Linked DNA regions of Mus musculus: region 2 is linked to region 1. Evidence: chromatin contacts called from ENCODE Hi-C or POLR2A ChIA-PET data. All regions are on one chromosome and are shown on one strand. Each heading gives the region's core, a stretch centred on a gene start or an enhancer-like site at or near the end of the contact. The rest is flanking DNA. Distances are from core to core; before and after follow the strand shown.

Region 1 (7,597 bases), core at 2,394-4,893:
ACTCCGGTCCCCTAGGGAACTGACCGGTATAGCTCAGCCCTTACTGGTTCTGCAGCGGCAAAACAGCCTTTCTATCTCAACCTTGATCCGAGTGGATAGGATCTAAGCTTTGAACAGTGCCTAAGCTCATTTCAGATGCAGTAATACTCGTTAAACAGTACTAAACTAGGAGATTTGAGCTTCCCTGATTCCCAAGAATGGACAAGGGCACATGAAGACCTGGCTTTGTGGCTGGCCTTTAGCCCCATCTTAGTCAGACGAGCTTCCTTTTTTTGTTGGGCCTCTCACAAACAATTGCAAGTAAATAAATAAGAATGCATGAGTGTGGAAGGAGGAGGCGATTTATACTACTCAGAGTCTTCAATTTAGCCGTGTGTGGTGGCGCATGCCTTTAATCCCAGTACTTGGGAGGCAGAAGCAGGTGGATTTCTGTGAGTTCAAAGCCAGCCTGGTCTACAAATCCAGTCCAGGACAGCCAGGGCTCTGTTACACAGATAAACAACAACAACAGAGTCTCCAGTTTAAATAACATTACAATATTTAACCCCCTCCATCCCATGTTAAACTTGTCTTCTGCAAATATCTCTTGAATACTCTTCTAGCCTTTGAGTAGGGGAAGGTAGAGGGAACTCAGAGAGTTCTCTGATAAGAATTTCCCTGCAGTAAAACCTAAACTACTGGCCTGTAACGCCAGGGAGACTGAGCCAGAAGCCAGAGAGTTCAAGGTCAGCCTGAGTCCCAAGAAAGACTCCTTCTTGAAGCAACAATTATAATCCTTATTGAGCTGGGCGGTGGTGGCGCAAGCACTTAGGAGACAGAGGCAGGCAGATCTCTGTGTCTGAGGTCAACTCAGTCTACAGAGTGAATTCCAGGACAGCCAGGGCTGCAGAGAGAAACCCTATCTTGAAAGACAACAAAAGCAAACAAAAAGTGCTTTGTTGATAGCTTGTTTCTTCAGATTCTTCACAACTTCAAAGCACTTTCAGTCTCCCAGCTTTGTGCAAGAATGTAACAAATCAGTCTACCCATTTGAGAGCTGGGAACCGCTTAGGCGCAGACACCCAAACATGTACTCGTTGGTACTTGTAGGAGCTGAAGCCAATATATATATTTCTTTTCAGTGCCTGGAAGCTGAAAAAACGGTGTCCCCTGCTTACATTCACCAAATCTCTGCCTGGCTTTTTCCCTTCAACAACTTGGTTCCAAACATCTTTCCTTTTCCCTTTCCTTAATTCTAGCCCACGCTACATCTTCTGGAACCAATAAACGAGAAAGGGGATGGAGAGATGGCTCAGTGGTTAGGAGCACCTGCAACTCTTTCAGGAGACCCCAGTTTCAGATCCTAGCAGTCACACAGTGGCTGACAACCATTCTTAACTCCAGTTTCAGGAGTATCTGATGTCCTTGTCTGTCCTCCAAGGACACTAGGCACATGTATGGTGCAGGTATGTATGCAAACATGTAAGCAAAAATCTATACACATAAAATAAATATTAAAAAAATGAGACAAGTAAATCACTATATGGTTCAGCCGATAATTTATTGGGCACCCACGTCTAGAAGCCAGATCATTGAAGAATTTGTGCAGGCAGAACTTGACTCTTCTTCATCCATTCAAAAGGATTACCGTAAAGCCAGACATGTGGGAACATTCCTGCAGTCCAGCATTTGAAGGATAGGATCAGGAATTCTGGGCCAGCCTGGGCTACATGAGACCCTAGCTCCAAATAAAACACAATAAAAAGGCCACTTTATCAACAGCACTCATCTAAAAGTAGCACCTGGTATCAGTCCTACTGGAATCCCTAGATTAATAAATGTGTTTGTAAATCCTGAACTTCAAGTGGCTTCAGTAAGAACAGCTTGGAAAAATGTCTCTGTACAGACTTGATTTCTAATTGTGGTGAAGCTTCATTCCTTAAACCATCTATTCAACATGAACTCACTCTCCAAACTTGCATCTGCTAGGCTCCGGGGAAAGGCAGGCACCAAAGAGTGCTCACCATGCGTCTCAGTGAAGCCTTACAACCCTGCTTGCGGTATCAGCTTCCGGTCCTTTCTACAGCCACATTGGCTTCTTTCATTTCTAAGAGCTCTGCCCCCTCCCTGACCTTTGCATAAACTCCAGTTCTAGGCTCCTGAGAATTTGACTCTTTTGTCTTCTCAGCCCCTCCTCCCCTTGCTGCCTTAGCTGCCTTCGATGCTTGCTTCTTTCCCCTCTGGTCAAAGATCTGCGAGACCCACTACTCCCAAATCAATTTAATATTCCGCCCCGTGATTGGTCACTAATTCTCTGTTCTTAGGTTCTTATTCGACTGGAGGGGCAGGGTCTGACCGGTTTTGTAAGATGCCAGAGCCTGGCACACCGGAGGCCTTCCAGGAATGAAAAACAAAACGGATGTGGCTGTCTAAACAGTTCTGTGGGAAGTGAAGCTCCTGTAGGTTAGGAGTTCGGGTTTTGAAATAGGGTCTCATGTAGACCAGTCTAGTCTCACCAGTTCTAAATGGCAGGGAATGGCCTTGAATTCCGAATCCTTCTGTTTTGGGCTCTCAAGTGCTGGGATCACATACCTGGGATTCCACACCTGATTTGGATTAGGGGTTTTCTTGAATTCCAGTGATGTCAGGTCTCCTACTTTTTTTCTTTTTCTTTCTTTTCTTTCTTTCTTTCTTTCTTTCTTTCTTTCTTTCTTTTTTTTTTTTTTTTTTTTGGTTTATGGTTTTAGGTTTTCGAGACAGAGTTTCCTCTGTATAGCCCTGGCTGTCCTGGAACTCACTCTGTAGACCAGGTTGGCCTTGAACTCAGAAATCTGCCTGCCTCTGGCTCCCAAGTGCTGGGATTAAAGGCGTGCACCACCACTGCCCACCGGTCTCCTACTTTCTATCTTGGCTCTTCAATAGCACTGAAATATTGGGAGTTGTTCCAAGTGCCTAAAACTGTAAGCTTCCAGACAACAAACATCCCACTGATTTACTGCTATGGCCTTACTTAGAATGAGATACACACAGAATAACAGCCATAACCAGTGTTCATGAATGCACTCTGGAGGGTCAGCGGAGGTGGGGATGCCACAACACAGACAACTGGCTATAGTCCACTTCAAAGCCTCAGCTGACTCTTCAAGAGCACATAAAAGCACTCTCATCGAAACAGAGGAAGTGGGGAGAGGGAGAAGGAAGGGGAGAGGAGAGAGAGAACTCAATGAATTTAACCTTCCTAGCCTTCACAAGCAATGCTAACCGCGATGCTTCAGTAGTCCTGCCATGGCTCCGGGGACCTTGGCTCCAGGACCCAGTACTGGGGTCCGTCCCTAAAGGGAACTCTATCGGACCTCTAAAACGGAGAACGAGGAGGTCTCTGCTCGCTTCCCTTCCCTGGCCTTGTACAAAGCGCACCCCCCCCCCCAAAAAAAAAAGGCCTCTGGAGCACTCGCCCGCGGGCAGGGCAGAGCTGGCGGAGCCCTAGACTTAGGCCTCGAGCCCCGCCCCCCGGCTGGTCGAAGCCGCGCCCCCAGCTCCCCACCCTACCCCCGCCCGGCAACGGTCCTGGCGCGCAGGCGCACTGGCGCGCCCAAAGGAGGGAGCGCGCCGGCGCGCGCGCGCGGGAGCCCCGCTTAAATGCGGGCGAAGGGGGCGGCGCGCATCCTCGGCGTCTCTGCCCGGTCTGCACCGTCGCTTCCAACTGTCTCCGCGTGGCACGAGCCACGAGCCGCGCTCTTCCCCCGGCGGCGGCGGCGGCGGCGGGTGCAAGCAAGGAGTGGCTGCGAGCGGCGGCGGGCTCCATGGAGAGCGGCGGGCGCCGGAGCAGAGGCGGCGCTTCCACCGCTGCGCCCGGACTGCAGTGACCCGCGTTCCGCCCCGCGTCCCGGCGGCCGCCCGGCCTCGCCGTCCGTGTCCGTGCCGCCGCCGCCGCCCGTCCCACCGGCGCCCGAGCATCGCGACTTCCTTCGGCCCGACTCCCCGGCGGGGTGGCGGCGGCCGGGTCCCCACGGTGGCGGCCGGAGCAGCGGCTGCAGGAGCCCGGCTCTAGGATGAAGTTCAAGCCCAACCAGACGCGGACGTACGACCGCGAGGGCTTCAAGAAGAGGGCGGCCTGCCTGTGCTTCCGCAGCGAGCAGGAGGACGAGGTAAGCGCGGGGACAAAGGCTGGCGACCGGGCTTCATCCCGCACCCCCCTGCACCGCCCGGGCCTGCGGGTCACCGGCAACCCCCACGCCCGGAGCTGGAGATCGGCCTCCGGGGTTCGCCAGCCTGCCTTTTAGACCTCCCATTAGGTCGCAAGCTGTTGGCTTCATTACGTAGATACCTCCTTTTGCAAAGCGGACTCCGCTTTTAAAGTTTTTCTGACGACCGAAAGATGGCCAGCGAGAGATGTGGAATGACGCCAGAAGGGACAAGATAGGCCAGGAACGGGGCGAAGTTGCCCTTTTCAGCCCGGCCATCTCTCGCTCTTCTGGTTTCTCAAGGCTGTTCTGCGGTGTGACTTGACATCTGGGAAGGAGCGGCGTGTGATTTTACCCGACCCTTCGCCCTGCTTTGGACGGATAGGGACCTTTGGAGTAATCTCTGGGAGAGCCTATTTTATTTCACTTCAGTTCTATTCGGTTTTAAAATGATTCCGTTTTCATCCTGCTCTGGATAGTTCAGTCACTTGGTAGCTGGGGGAAATCTTGTAGCGCTGCCACGCCTAAAATGAACTGATAGAGGAAAAAAAGTTAGCGTTCTGAGTTCTGCTTCTGTAGCCGCGTCCAGGGAAGCACCAAGCATAAAACTGGAGATGGGATCTAATGGCTTCCTTATTGCTAGCCCCTGAAGTTATGATAAGTATGACAGCGTACACTCAGTGGTGGTTAACAGATAGCCGCGTGCTTGAAAGTTAGGATCTTTAAACCGCTTTTGCTTTTTATTTATTTATTTTAAAGGTTGATTTGAAAGCTTCTAAGTGTTAAACCCAAATCCCGAAGGAACTTCTAGAGAAAGGTCTTTGAGCTGAGTCTACTTAGAAGAGAACGGAATATAGGACCTTTTAAAAGTGCACAAAGGACAAAAAAGGCCAACAAGCCTTAAATGCAGTCTATCATGGGGTGGGGGGAGTCTTTGAAGGAGGTGCCGTGCTAGGGCAAGGCAAACTAAGTATAAAAACATGTAATAGCGAATAGTGACCCAGGATCCAGTCTGACCTGTTCACTGCTCTATCGGATTTTTAGCTGAGCGTTTACAATGAGTTAGGTGCAACCCGGGAGTGTTACATTTAATCCTTTTAGCACTTGGAGGTAGTACTGGTCCGCCCTGTTTTATAGGTGAGAAGACGGCTTTGAGCAGAAATTCTTTGTCCAGATGACAGAATTAGGTAGCAATCATAGTTAGGGATGTAGTTCCTACCCCAGAAAGCTGGCCTCTTGGTAAAGGGCCTCTGCTCAGCAGTCGGGTGCTCCGTGTTTTGTGAGGCTAAACTTGAAAGCCTTTTAAGTTACCTTTGAGATTGTGCCATAATACACAGTTGGAAATTCAGGGCCCATTTTGTGTGTATGTGGGGGGGGGTGTCTGGGGGTGTGGGGGGTTGTTTGGGGGTGGGATGTATCTGTGTGTGTCCCTAGGGGAAGCTATGAGGATAGGAGAAATCAAAATTATCTAAATTGTGTGTCTGGCAAGGCAGTCTTGACAAGAGCTCCATAAATGACTTTAAGCAGGTAGGTGGATTGGTGTGTGTGTGTGTGTGTGTGTGCTTGGAAATTGTTTCTGCTGGAAGCGTTGCTAAAGGAGATAGCACCATGGTCGAGAGCTTGCCTCGAACACAGGAGCCTGGGTTCAATCCTGGGCTCCTCTCTCTCTCTCTCCAGGAAGTTGCTGTAAAATCATTGCTACAGCCTGTTTTCAAAATGAGACCAGTATTTTTAAATACAGTGAGATGAGCAAGGCTTGGGGAGTATTAGAGAAACCCATTATGTAAAGCGCTGGCTCTTGGAGCCTGTAGGCTGGGGGACCCCGGTGAATCAACTTGTTAGGGGATATGCTCTGAGGGAAGACGCTGGAATTCTCCCGAGCACACAGCCAACTTTCAGCATCTGGTTTGGCTCTTTGGAAATTTTACTTCTGTGGTTGTGTACAGTTGAGGCTCTTTCTATTATGTGATAATTACGGAATAGACTCTTAGCAGCACAGTAAGATGTCTGGGAAAGCTACAGGTGGGCTTTCCCTGTTGAAATGATACCACGAGCCATCCAAGGATAGACCAAAGCTGCTTGTCCCACCCTTCCAGCTAATGGGTAAAAACTGCTTATTTATTGGGTTAAGGAGTTGTAGGTCCTGGTTAGAACATTTAAATGTATGTTTTTAAAGATGAGGGTAACTTCAAAAAAAAAAAGTTAATTACCATCTGATCCTAAAAGGCTACGGAGAGCCCCCATTGGCTGGCTCACCTGAGTGCCGGGATTATAGGCGAGAGCCTTGATGCCCACTGAGAACAGGTTTTTCTTTTTTTTTTTTTTTTTTTTTTTTTTTTTTAAGATTTATTTATTTATTATATGTAAGTACACTGTAGCTGTCTTCAGACACTCCAGAAGAGGGAGTCAGATCTTGTTACAGATGGTTGTGAGCCACCATGTGGTTGCTGGGATTTGAACTCTGGACCTTCGGAAGAACAGTCGGGTGCTCTTACCCACTGAGCCATCTCACCAGCCCGAACAGGTTTTTCTTATAGTAGTGGTTCATACTGGTGCACGCCATAACTACCAGCATGTGGGAGGCAAAGGGGGTCTGATCTCTGAGTTCAAGGCCAGCCTGGTCTACAGAGTGACAGGGCATATAAATTAGGGCACAGAAGTAACATATCTCAAGGTCACAGAACAAGCAGGACTTGACTCCCCGTGTTTTTAAGTCTTCAGTGTATCTGAGCAGCCTCTCTGGCTAGTTTTTCCTGTGGAGGCCTGTCAGCTTCAGTGTGGCTTTGAGCCTTCAGACCAGCCCACAGGTATATGTCCATAAATGACTTTAAGCAGGTAGGTGGATTGGTGTGTGTGTGTGTGTGTGTGCTTGGAAATTGTTTCTGCTGGAAGCGTTGCTAAAGGAGATAGCACCATGGTCGAGAGCTTGCCTCGAACACAGGAGCCTGGGTTCAATCCTGGGCTCCTCTCTCCATAGGCAAAGAAAAGACGGTGACGTGGTGAGTTGGTAGCCAGAAATGGCTCTCGTTGAATATATTTGCATATGTATTTGAATAGTGGATGTAAAGATAGTTTGAGCTGGCAAGGAACATACACTGTCGTATGGAAGATTAGATGAAACAGGGGGAAATAACAACGGAGGCCTGGAGTGCTTTCTTCTCTGTGTGCTTTGGTTTAGGAGCCCAGTGTGTGTCACTTGGAACTTCAGTAAATGGGAAAGGAGGGACCTAGCACCCCAAATAGAAGAGGAGGATGGCTCGGGGCTGTGGTCTGCAAGAGCAGCTTGGGTTGGCAGAGAAAGGGGAATGATTTTTTTTTAAACGTGAGAACCTTGGGTAGAGAATAGCTCAGTGGTGGAATGCTTGCTTGCCTACCACACACAAAGCCTCCAGGGAAAACAGCACCTCAGAGGTCACACACCAGGCAAGACAGGA
Region 2 (7,597 bases), core at 3,357-5,856, 140 kb before region 1:
ACATGTGGAGACTCTTGCTCCTCACCACCCCACCCCTGCTCCCCACCCCACCCCCACTCCCCGCTCCCCACTCCCCGCTCCCCACTCCCCACTCCAAGAGCTTCAAAACTCCAAGGCAGCAGAAAACACATTTGTTATAAGTGTGCTCTGAAAACGAAACTTGGCATCTGAAAAAGCCCCTGGGCGTGATAAATATCATCTTACTGAGAGAGTAGGTGTGTCAGGGAGGGAAAGACAGAGAGAGAGAGAGAGAGAGAGAGAGAGAGAGAGAGAGAGAGAGAGAGAGAGAGAGAGAGAGAGAGAGAGAAGAGGACAATGTTAGATGGAGAGGAGCACAGACTGCCCCCAAATGGAAAGGGGACAGCCCTAATGCATTACAGGGCCCACCAACTCCGAGCCTGTCCTTTAGATGTTGGAAGTAACATCAAGACAAGAAAATGGCTCTGGGGCACATGTGCCAACCAGGTCTTCCTTTCAGGGCTGAGACCTTCTCTCTCTACATTGGCACTTTTACTCTCTGATGGCTCCCAGTTCCCAGGGGTAACCCAGTCAGGCCTCTACTGCAATTACCTGTCAAGTTCATCTCTTCCTTCTCCCTTACTCCCATCCAGAGAATCCCACTACTAAAAACCTCCCGGGTGAAAAACCGCAGCCTGTTTCCATGGAATCCATCGCTAAAGCCATCCTGAGTGAGTCACCACTGGATTGTTCTAAATAAATTGAGGCCCATCCTGGAGGCAGTGGGGGTGAGTCCCACACATACGGCATGGCTGTCCTACAGGGCTTAAATGGAATGAGTATCAATATAGAGTTGTACTGGCTGCTCTGTCACACATGTCGGAGAAAACACGGGCAATATCACAATCTGAAGACTGCTTTGCCTTCTCGATGCAAAGAAAGGAGAAACCAACTTTCCACATCTGGAAATAATCACAGCTAGCCCTCAGTATCATTGTCGGCTAGGCTGTTCTGATCATCAGAGCCAAGCCATCCTGTTCCTCTGTCAGGCGTAAACAATCGATCACACAGAGCAGCCATGGCAGACAGGCTTGCTTGTGGGCACTGATAAAGTGAATCAAAATGAGACCATCACATGACTTATTTTGTCTATGTTCAGACAAAAACAAACAAACAAACAAACAAACAAACAGGATCACTGTAACCCTAAAACACCCTCAGCACAGGATCACCTGGATTCCTGGTGCCATCCAATGTAGACCCAAAAGCCCAGTTTCTCCTCAGATCTTCCCACCAAAGCCCACAATTAGGACAGGTCTTTTCTAACACTGCTGCTGAACCCATGTCCCCATGATGCTGTCCCCTTGATTAACAAGGAACGGATCGATCAACAAGGAACTGATGTTTGCTCATCATCAGTTTGTTCCCAGGGTCCTTGGGGAAGACCTATATAGTGCGGAGCTGTAGATGGTTATGCTGCTGTCCCTGCAGAGGAGTCCAAGAGGATGGTGAGACTTTTCCAGGCGAAGCAGGGTCAGACAGAAGTCATTCCGACAGAGGAAGCAATGAGAAATGGGTGGGGATCATCGTTATGGAGAATGAGGAGTCTTTGTGGAGTGGGTTGGGGTGGACTGAGAAGGAGCTGACTAAACCTGGAGATCCTTGGTGATAAAATCGCATCCTACAAGAGGTCAGAGGAATAGGCAAGAAGAGTTGTAAACTGGAAACGTGTTTGAAGAAGAATTCCTGGACTGGCTCAAATTCTATTTCTCTTAAACCTGTTCTTTACTGGGGGCTGAAAGAAAAGGCACTTGCCATACTCACACCACTAATTTCATACTTTGTGTTTTCCAACCTGAAGTTGAGGGCCAGACAGCCCCAAATCCCTTTCCCTGGGATATCATGAATTCTGAGAAGACTTTGTTGTGGCTCGCAGCTCCCAGACCTTGGTAACTGGCATTCCACACATAATTCCTCTCAACTCCTCAGGGTCAAAGAGTGTCAGTTAGTCATTTCCTCTCTGGTTATAGTTTGTAACGGAAGAGCTTTACCACATGTCCCTAGCCCGATGAGCCTTCCAGATGTCCTGTCAGGCAGGCCAATGTCTTCCCGCTTCCTCTCAGGAAAGGATGGCTGAAACCAGCAAGCCACAGGTGGCTTCAGGGAATCTCATTGTGGAGCTTGGCCTGCTCCTATATATATGTGGGTCCCTCTCCATTGTGGGTTTCCCCCTCCCACACTGACATCCTTCCGCAGGAAGTTACAGCTGAGTCCTCCAGACAGTGGGACTCCTTCTGTCCTGTGGACTTAAGTTTTGCTTGTACCACAAACCTTCCCACCTTCATGAATCCTAGCTTGCCCTGTCTCATTCCCCAAGGCTTTGTCTGCAGTATCTGCATTTGGGTTTTCTTGTCTTGCCAAATGGTTTTTTTTTGTGTGAGGGTATCCTCAAAGTTCTGCTAAGTCTCTTGAAGATGCTGAAGAAGACTGCAGTGTCACCCGAAAATGCTCTGTCAGGGAATGCTGGGAACATTATGCCATCCCAGTTTTAGGCTTCTACCTCATACAGGCCTCAGTAAGCCACAGTATAGTCTGTGCCTTAAAACACACGTAGCATCACAATGTTTTTACACTTATCATATATTCACACTCCGTATCGTTTTGAGTTCCCACTTACTGTTGATGTAGGCAAAGCCCTTAGAAAAGCGCTGGTTAATACCATAAAAATATTAGCTGCCTTATTTGCATTATTATTAATGTATGAATTTAGATAGTTTCTTGTAATTGCTTTATGGTGATCTAGTATTGATCTTACTATATTTTATTCCAAAATTGGTGGATATTAAGGTTGCTTCCAACTTTTTATAATCATTGTCAATGCATCTAAAATATTTTTAACATATTATATTCATTTATCCAAGAGTTGTTATTAAAGGTATTTGGTTTGGTTTGGTTTGGTTTGGTTTGGTTTGGTTTTGGGGTTTTTTGGTTTTTGGTTTTGGAGTTTTTGTGGGTTTTTTTTGTCTTGTTTTGTTTTTTGATGTTTTGAGAGTTGATATTTTCTTGGTTGGCTGTAAGAATATGTTTATGTTTATGTTTTCTTTCTGGCTAGCGTGCCTATGCCTAGTAAGACATAGAATTCCTGAATTTTCTACAGAAATTTGACAACCCACACGATTTCTAAAGATTTGTAGATGCAGGGTGATAACCTTGGCTTAACTTACAGTTTTAAAAATGTTGCTGTTGCTGTAGTTTACGAATGAGTCATGTCGGCTTCCCCTTTAGCCCACACTTATTTGACATTATCTACTGGCTCTTAACTTTTTATGGAGTCAGGGACTGTTTAAGGATGTCCCTCAGGAAAATGCATGGGGCCCGGCATCACCCTCTATATGAGCATCGGAAGGCTTCAGAGAGCCCTGGCGGTTATCTACGGCCACCCTCTGAACACGTATCTCCTGCTTCTATTCCATTCCATTTTGGTTTTAGAATATCTATTTGATCACATCCACCCAACCCCCACACATCTCCCTACCACCTTCAAGTAGTTTAGGTTTGGGTTCATTTGTTCTATAACATGCTGAGTCCAGTTAATGGTCAATGGTCTTGTTGGCTTGACCTCGTACAGGACTTATACAGGTAATCATGGCTACAGTGTGTCCACAAGTGCCAATATAACCCTTGGGAGCACTCCTCCCCATCCTCCAGCTCTTCCTTCCCTTCTACGTACTCTACTGAGGCATCCGTAAGCCTCACTGGGGAGGGATTGGCACAGACACCCCATTTAAGGCTGAACCTCAGGTATATCTCCAACCTTTAGCCAGCCCCGGGCCTCTGCATAAACTGCTGCCCACTACAGGAAGATCTGCCTGTACTTAGGTAGATCCTTCGGATTTTTTAGTCCTGAGATTCCAGGGTCCCTACCTCCAGGGATTGTGACTGAGGAGTTCTCCATGGTAACTGAGGCTTGGTGTGTGTGGGTCATCATTTTCAGAAAGGCAGCTTTGGGAGTATCTGGATTCTCAAAGCGCTCCTGTTCTGCCTTCTAAAGCTTGCTCTTCTTTCTATAGCTATGAAGGAAAGGATAAAATCACAACTTTAATACATAAAAGTTTTACTGGCCTCCAAATTAAGGCTGCAGCTATTTAGTTCCAGGGTTACTGTGGGAGGGTAGATCTTCAGCTTCTTGGCTTAGATGGGAGCCAGAGGCAATCCACGCTTAGAATCGGGTGTCATACAAAGGAAAATAAGACAGATACAAAAGGAAGAGGAGGAAGAGGAGGAGGAGGAGGAGGAGGAAGAGGAGGGCAGGGAGTGAGGAAATTCTAAGCCATGCAGAAAATGGAACATACGAAGTATCCTCTAGTTAAGCATGAACAGCTTGTGTTTGGAATGGTTTGTGTTTCTAATTTTATAGCAAAAGTGAGCTCATTTTTCTCCCCTCTGCCAGTTACTTTGAGGATTCTTTTGTGAAAAAAAAAAAAAAAGAAGGAAATAAATTTAGCCTCCTCTCAGATTCACATTCACATAACTGATTCTGTTATAAGATAATGTCCATTGCCTCACTTGCAAATAAGATACTTTTTGTTCATTTAAAAATCTAGTGTCACTGGGTGTGGCATGCTCTTAATCCGAGAATTCAAGAGGCAGAAGCAGGCAGATCTCTGTGAGTTCAGGGCCAATCTGGTCTACATAGAGAGTTACAGACCAGCCAAGCCTACAAGTGAGACTCTGTCTCAATATATATTTACACAATGTACACACACACACACATACAAACATACACATACCCACAGTGTTAAGGGGGGATAGGAAGCAGTAAATTTATAGACCATTTTGAGAACAGCTAAGAATCTGGTTTGTTGGTGGTAATGATGTCTCTCTTGCACACATATACACAAGCGTATGCACACACACACACACACATACACACACACACACACATAGTATTCAGGACGGCAGGAAGCAGAAAATGTATGGACCATTTTAAGCCATTTAAAGACCAACTAAGAATCCTGTGTGTTAGTGATGATGATGTCACACACACACACACACACACACACACACACACACACACACACACCTCACACCTCTCTTCCTTAGGCTGCAAGTATCAAGAGAGTTAATCCTTGCTTTTGACTCAGTCATGTGCAAGGTTGCTCTCCTCGGAGAGGTTCGGTGCCAGCATCCTCTTTAGCCTTTGACGGCATCCATCCGGCTCTGTTAGTGATGCCAGGAACAAGAATCAGGAGCCAGTTCTAGGACTTAGAATGACTCACTGGGTAACTTCGGTGTGGCAACAATAGAAAAGTGACTCGGTTGTTCTGTTTGTGAAACTGGGACAGTGATGCTGGCAGCCTGCCTCTCACAGGGATGAGACAGGACCAGGGTTTCCAGATCTCAGGGGCTCTGGGGCATGGGTGTTACAGGGGGTGGGGGGTGGATGAAGAGGGGGTGGAAGAAGTCAGTGGCAGACAACCCAACTAAGAACTACAGGATGTCTCCCAGCCTGCCCGACAGACTGGATGTATGTGCTCTGTAGAGTGAAGAAAAGTATTGAAGTCAGTGCCTGGCCTTTGTCCCCATGACCCCAGAATACGAGAGGGAGCATGTGTCCCCCCAAGGCCTCCTCGGGCTCTCTACTGTGTTCACTTGACCGTAAAGTGCTTCTCAAGTGCCGCTTGCAGAGTCTAGGCTGTCTGTCCACTCGAGGAGACTTGTGAGGGGGAGCTGGACCATACCTCAGTGGTAAGGCGTTTGCCTCTACTCTCGGTATGTGCAAGGCAGGGACAGGAGGCTGCCCACAAGTTTGAGGCTTGCCTGATCTATGTATTCAGTTCAACGTTAGACTGAATTACACAGTGAGACCATCTCAGAAACAATAATAATCGCCAAATCAAAAGCAAAATCTAGCAAGCCTACCCCTAGGAGAGGCCAGGAATAATCACACGAACAGAGATGAGCGTCAGAATAACCATAAAATGATTAAATCTAGAGGGCACTTACCAGGCGTTTTAACCATATTATTTCAATTTAGAATTGTAAAATGAAGAAATGTTACATTACTAGGCTTAAGTTAATCATATGCAATTAATATTAGTACATAACACTTATGTTATTAGTATACTACAGACAGCATTAATACACTATACAATTGAGAAATAATATAATTCTATATAATAATTACTATGTAGAATTATGATCCCCTATTATGACTGAGGGAAACCACCCAGGATCACAGATGCACTAAGAAACAGCCACCCAGTCTTAACTCAAGAATCTAACTGTTGGGTTGGCAACTCTGACTACCGTCATCGGCTGCTGAGTGAGCCTTAGCATCCTTGGATGCTGTGTGAGCCATGCTGCTGTGTGAGCCACACAGCTGTGACTACCATTGGCCTCAGCTGCTGTGTGAGCCACGCCCTTCACCCTCCCACCCGAATCTCAATCTTGGTCATCACTTTATCCAGGAGTATTTGGTGGTGGGGCCAAGCAAGAGCGTAGAGGATAAAAAATAATTAGTATTTTAAGAAGCCATCTTAGAAATATTATTTGAAGCCTCATAGCATTTCAGAATGAAGAGTTTTAGGAAAATAAATAAATAAAACTAGCCCTAAATCCGATCATTTTATCTGATTATTAATGTTTACAAAAGCAAAGCTATGCCAGGTGCATGATTTCTTATTAACCATGGCTTTAACTAAGGCATCATGTGAGTATCGAAGCCTGGGTTTCAGATAGGAAACTGGTCCTCTGTGACTATCTGGAGTCTGGGGTCATCTGAAACCAACGATCTCTCTTGTATGGCCATGATTGACTCCCAGACTATCAGAGTCGATTCTGATGCAAGGATCAGAAGTGTCACTTCTGCACTACGCTATCCCCAGAAACTGGCCTCCTGGGCCTGTGGCCAAAAAAAAAAAAAAAAAAAAAAAAAAGTTGCTGATGTTAAGACCGTGCCACTGGGGACAAGAAAGGTCTGAGGTTGACTATCAAACTGTCTTCAGGACAGACAGGCCCAGAGTGAAATGACCTCCTCTACCTCTCCTGGTCATCAAAGCCCTCCGTGAGTCACCAAGAGATAGAAAGAAACAGAAAACTACTAAATACACTAAATACAAGCTTGCCAACACGGCCTGGGTGATGTGACCTGGGTCTTTAGCCAGAGAAGTTTTAGGAACCATTAAAGACATACTTGGGAATTCCCTGTCTGTGGGCTGAAGTAGGAATGCCTACTATACTCATGACCTCATCAATGACATCAAGAGTTGCACTGAAATGCCTCATGACTGAAGAGCAGAAGAGGAAGATGGGGAGATGACACCATCAGTAAAGAATGTGTCACACACGCATGAGAACTGGGCTCAGGTCGCCAGCACACGCACTGAAACAAACAGAGCAGGTGCAAAGCAATTGTATGTTAATAACCTGAGAACTGTAGAGAGGTGGAGACAGGGAATCTCTGGTGTCCCTTTGGCCAACCAGCCTAGCCTTATTGGCAAACTCCAAATTCAGTGTGAGATCTTGACTCAAAAATTAAGACGGAGAGCCACTGAAGATGACACCCAATGTCGACCCCTGACCTCCACATATATGCGCATACACATGTGTATATGCATATACGCGTAGCACACAAGAA

The links. Hi-C counts contacts between places; a loop is a spot of excess contacts on that map. ChIA-PET counts read pairs that join two places held with the same protein, here RNA polymerase II (POLR2A).
Region 2: a loop to region 1 is called in a map of left cerebral cortex, with 4 times the contacts of the local background. The contact joins the enhancer-like site here to the promoter of Nudt4 in region 1. A Hi-C loop is called at or near these places in 4 of 37 maps with a recorded cell type or tissue (adrenal gland and left cerebral cortex). POLR2A ChIA-PET finds 5 or more read pairs at or near these places in 3 of 5 experiments (all embryonic stem cell).

Annotation. Positions count from the first base shown.
Region 1 is chr10:95,560,192-95,567,788 of GRCm38, reverse strand. It overlaps Nudt4 (nudix (nucleoside diphosphate linked moiety X)-type motif 4), which reads left to right and starts at 3,643. Exons shown (of 5, transcript NM_027722.5): 1 at 3,643-4,127. The coding sequence starts at 4,032.
Region 2 is chr10:95,702,680-95,710,276 of GRCm38, reverse strand. No RefSeq gene overlaps it. Among named protein-coding and RNA genes, the nearest start is that of Gm47708, 24 kb to the left of the region's middle. Within about 2 kb of position 4,606, at least 1 of the 3 ENCODE cell types and tissues checked has a DNase peak (open chromatin) inside an H3K27ac peak, as active enhancers do; it is left cerebral cortex, where a contact is called at or near this core.